Linked DNA regions of Homo sapiens: region 1 is linked to region 2. Evidence: chromatin loops called from intact Hi-C (ENCODE). Cell type or tissue: PC-9. All regions are shown on one strand.

The links. A loop is a pair of places that touch in the nucleus more often than their neighbours do. Peaks named below come from ENCODE experiments on the same cell type or tissue, not always from the same donor. Only the 100,000 strongest peaks of a DNase experiment are listed, where the experiment ranks them.
Region 1: it touches region 2 in a loop (12-fold over the local background); 63 of 110 quality-filtered maps call a loop at or near these places.

The regions. Positions count from the first base shown.
Region 1 is chr15:83,247,017-83,249,516 of GRCh38, reverse strand. No RefSeq gene overlaps it. Among named protein-coding and RNA genes, the nearest start is that of BNC1-AS1, 36 kb to the left of the region's middle. In PC-9, CTCF peaks have their summits at 743 and 943 (motif pointing left); a DNase peak (open chromatin) is centred at 926; H3K27ac peaks cover 384 bases.
Region 2 is chr15:83,437,299-83,439,798 of GRCh38, reverse strand. No RefSeq gene overlaps it. Among named protein-coding and RNA genes, the nearest start is that of SH3GL3, 8.8 kb to the left of the region's middle. In PC-9, CTCF peaks have their summits at 746 and 949 (motif pointing left); no DNase peak of the experiment used is centred here.

The DNA.
Region 1 (2,500 bases), 190 kb after region 2:
CCCTGGTCTCTACCCACTAAATGCCATAGCACCCCCAAAATTATGACAACCAAAAATATCTCCACGCATTGTCAAATATTCCCTGATGGGAGTGGGTGACAAAATAGCCCCCAGTTGAGAATCACTGGTCTAGACTCTTCTTAAAAGGGAAAAGTCCTGCTACTCATTCTGTTCATGGGAAGAAAAGACTCAGTCCCTGACTTGGGCAGCCTCTCTCAGCCTCTCCTCCCACCTCCTCAGATGCTGGGGCATCTACAGAGGAGCTTGAGACCCCTGAGGGAAAACCCCTTTGGACCAGGATTTCCTCATCTGGGGAAATGAGAGCCTGTTCTTAGCTCCCTGGCAATCGTGGGGCTAGAAGAGAAGCATCTGACTGAGTCTCTGGACACCAGCTGTGCATTCCTGAGCAGGTAGCCCAGCCTGTCACCCCCCTTCTCACCCACAACTCTTTTTTTTTCTTTATTTGTCGGTTCACAATGCCTCCACGTTTATCTATTGAAATGTGTGGGTTGTTCCCTGTCCCTATGCTTCTATCTACTTATTGAAATGTGTGCATGTTGGTTCACAGTGTCTCAAAATCTACATATTTATTGAAATGTGTGGTTGGCTCAGTGTGCTTCAACGTCTTTTGCTCTTTCTTCTGCAAGACATGCTCTGGCTGATCATTAAAGCCAGATTAGTCAAGAAACTTTAAAAGCAGCCACAGGCAAACTGTTTAAAGAACAGAATGCCTATTGGTCACCTGATTCTTTTAAAACTACACCCTAGAAATCTGTGTGATTGGGAATTTTAATTAGTCTGAATTGCTATACTTATGTTCTTTGCAGAGAGCTAAGACTACTGAAAAAAAAAATTGTTTTTTTAAAGGAGCTTCCTAGCTTTCCAATCTGTGATGCTGGTTAGCATTTCAGATTGTTAGGAAATAGTGCCCTCTGCTGGAATTACTTGGTTATTGCAATAGGCATTGTGCGCTACTTCTGAGTCCTTTCAGACCTCCGAGATGTATTATGTTTGGAAAGTCCCCTGGTGACCCCATGTACCTCTTCCAGTTACAAGGCTAGCTGAAAAGAGGACATATTTTCTGAATGGTCTTAATCCTGCTTCCAGGAATTGAGTGCCTCAGCCTAGAACATTGGATTGGAGTAGGTTTCCCACGGGCTTCCCCCGCAACTCCCGAGATGGCATTTGCCTTCCGGGAGAAGAAGCTGAATCCAGAGCCCCTCCGGGTCACCAGCCACACCACACGCAGAGGACTGATGTGGTGGAAAGAACACGTTTGGGGACTCGAGGGTCCTGGCTTCAGCTTCCACCTCTGCACATCCCTAGCTGTGGGGCCTTAAACATCTCTAATGCTGGAGCCCTCATTTCCCCATCTGTAAAATTGCCGTTTCAGACTGTACTTTGAGGGGTTCTAGGGAACCTCACAGGTGCCTCACAGGCCGTTCTGGAGGGAGAGCTAAAGAGGAGATAAGAAGTAGCTTGGACAGCTCCCAAGCACCACACGAGCTCCTTCCACTTCCATCTGGTTTCATGTACATTTAATATTTTGTTCTATGTTCTGCGGCTAAAAAAGACTTTCCTCTTGAAAACCATGCAGTAGGTGACCTCTAGAATTCTTCCAGCACTTTCTCTGATTCCTACCATGAGTGTTTCTGTGAGGAGGTGTGTCTGTGTGTTGTTGCTCTAACCTGCACCACCCTGCCCTGCTTTTTGAGCCAAGTTAAGGAGAATGGTAAGGGCTGAGGGTGTTCTCTGTCTTCTTCCTGAAGAGCATCCAGCCCAAAGTAAATGTTCAGTATGTGTGATAAAAATGGCTCCTTCAAATTTACAGCCCTAAATGCCCACATCAAAAAGTTAGAAAAATCTCAAATTAACAACCTGACATCACAACTGAAGGAACTAGAGAAGCAAGAGCAAACCAACCTCAGAGCTAGCAGAAGACAAGAAATAACCAAAATCAGAGCTGAACTGAAGGAGATTGAGACATGAAAAACCATTCAAAAGATCAACGAATCCAGGAGCTGGTTTTTTGAAAAAATTAATACGGTAGACTGCTAGCTAGACTAAGAAAGAAGAACCAAATAAACTTTGTCATTTACAGAAATACAAATAACCGTCAGAGACTACTATGAACACCTCAATGCAAACAAACTAGGAAAATCTAGAAGTAATGAAGAAATTCCTGGACATATACACCCTCCATAGCTGAACCAGGAAGAAATTGAATCCCTGAATAGACCAATAACAAGCTCCAAAATTGAATCAGTAATAGGTAGCCTGCCAACCAAAAAAACCCCAAGGCTAGACAGATTCACAGCTGAATTTTACCAGATGTACAAAAAAGAGCTGGTACCATTCCTGCTGAAACTATTCCAAAAAATTGAGGAGGAGGGACTCCTCCCTAACTCATTCTGTGACACCAGAATCATCCTGATACCCAAACCTTGTAGACACAACAAAAAAGAAAACTTCAGGCCAATATCCTTGATGAACATTGATG
Region 2 (2,500 bases):
TCCCAACACTTTGGGAGGCCGAGGCAGGCCACTTGAGGCCAGGAGTTCGAGACCACCCTGGCCAAATAGAGAAACGCTGTCTCTACTAAAAAATATAATTACTTGGATGAGGCCGGGCGCGGTGGCTCACGCCTGCAACCCAGCACTTTGGGAGGCCGAGGCAGGCGATTCACGAGGTCAGGAGATTGAGACCATCCTGGCTAACAAGGTGAAACCCCGTCTCTACTAAAAATACAAAAATTAGCCAGGAGTGTTGGCGAACGCCTGTAGTCCCAGCTACTTGGGAGGCTGAGGTGTGAACCCTCAGCCTTGAGGAGAATGGCGTGAACCTGGGAGGCGGAGCTTGCAGTGAGCCGAGATCGCGCCACTGCACTCCAGCCTGGGCGACAGAGCGAGACTCCGTCTCAAAAAAAAACACACACACACACAATTAGTTGGGTGTGTGGGTGTGGTGGCACTTGCCTGTAAACCTAGCTTCTTGGGAGGCTGAGGCACGAGAATCACTTGAACCCAGGGCAGAGGTTGCAGTGAGCCGAGATGGCACCACTGCACTCCAGCCTGGGTGACAGAGCGAGACTCTGTCTCAAAAAAAAAAAAAAAAAAAAAAGGATGGGGTAAAGAGCACACTGCACAACTGCTATGCATCTCAATAGTAAAGGCAAAAGGGAATTAATGCATGTCATAGTTATCTACAATGCTTGACTCTGCTTTTCCGGAACCTATCAACAAACATTCAGTTAGAATTCTGGGCCATGCTGTAATTCCAATTAGCCTTTGTTAATTACATAGGTGCCATTTTACATTTCCATATTTTACCCTGGAGGATTTATTTTTCACTTCTACTAAAGAGATGCATAAAAGTTTGTGTTGGGGATGAGGAATTAGCCGAGCGACGCAGATGGCGTTCATAAACCCCTGCTGCCACCTTGTGGTGGTGTTGAGAAGCGACAGAGGTAAGCCTTTCTGAACTGTGAGTCTATAGTGGTTAGTTTCATGTCGTTTACTTCTAACTTTTAAAAAAGCACACTAGCATCTTGAGTCTTGACACAACAGCTCATTTTAATGGTGTGGCATGCAAAAATGTTGCCACAGAAATTTTCAGTTCTTACTGGAAGAATCTCAAGAAGAGCTGTCCCATCCCTATGGCATCAGCCATATAGGTAGAAGAACACATAGAAAATGGTATCATGCTACCAGAGGAGGAATTCGGAGAAAAAGGAAGTGACCACTAGAGTCAATGGTTACAATAGCAGTCCCCGGCTGGGCGAAGTGGCTCACACCTGTAATCCCAGCACTTTGGGAGGCCAAGGCAGGAGGATCACTTGAGCCCGGGAGTTCAAGGCAGGAGTGAGCTATGATTGCACTCCAGCCTGGGCAACGGAGAGAGACTCTGTCTCTAAAAATCAACAAAAACAACAAAAAGCACACAATGCCATCATTTTCTATCTATTCCCTCTACTCACTTTATTCCCTTCCATGGCACTTTATCTACCTGATATTTTAGTATATATGTATATATATACACATACATATATATGTTTTAGATTGTCATTTATCTCCCACTACCAGAGTGAGTGAAAGCACTATTAAGCAGCACTGCCCAGTTGAACTTTCTATGATGATGGACATGTTCTCTATCTGTGCTGTCCAATATTGGCAACCACTACCCAACTGTGGCTATCAATCACTGAAAAGTTGACAATGGATGCTTTCATTTTGAATTTAATTTTAATTAATTAAAATTAAATAGCCACACGTGGCTAGTGCTACTGTGTTGGACAACGCAGCTTTAGAAGGGCAAGAGAATTAATCTGCTTTATTTACTGCAACCTCCCAATACCAGAGAATAGCTGGAGTCCTAGAGCGGCTCAAAAAACATAAATATTCAGTTAATGAATAAATAAATAACCATGAATAGAGCAGACAAGCACCTAAAATAATGTATCAGATTTAACATGAAGTTGGGGGTGATGATTAAAGAGGAGTGGTGGTAAAAGTAGGTGGTGTTAAGGGCCAAGAAAATGTGAGAGGTCATTGTCATGTTGTGCATTCAGGGGGAAGTGAGCAGTGGTCCTGCTAGTACTGACCTCCAAGGAACGGTGTGTTTTCTCTGCAGCCAGAGGTTGCACTAACAGCTGGGAATCCTGCCGTGATGGTCAGCAGCGGAGGGAGCACAGGAAATAGGGTCTTCTCGTGGGGACATCTGGCCAGGTGTCCACAGCAGCTGTCACAAAAGATAGGAAGTTCCCATCTAATGTGGCCTTGTCCCTGATCTTGTGGGAGCCCTGGCCCCTTAAGAGCACTATGAGATTGATAACAATGTCCTCACAGGTGTTGTAGGACCTAAGGAAGCGCCGTTAAATGCACGAGACGTTTAATTAGTAGCATTATTACCTATGGCTTGATCCTTTCCTGGTCACTGGTCAGGGTTACATAGAAATCTCTGGCCTTCATTGGCCATGGGAGATTGTTGCCCTAGATCCCACCGGTCTAAGCTTGC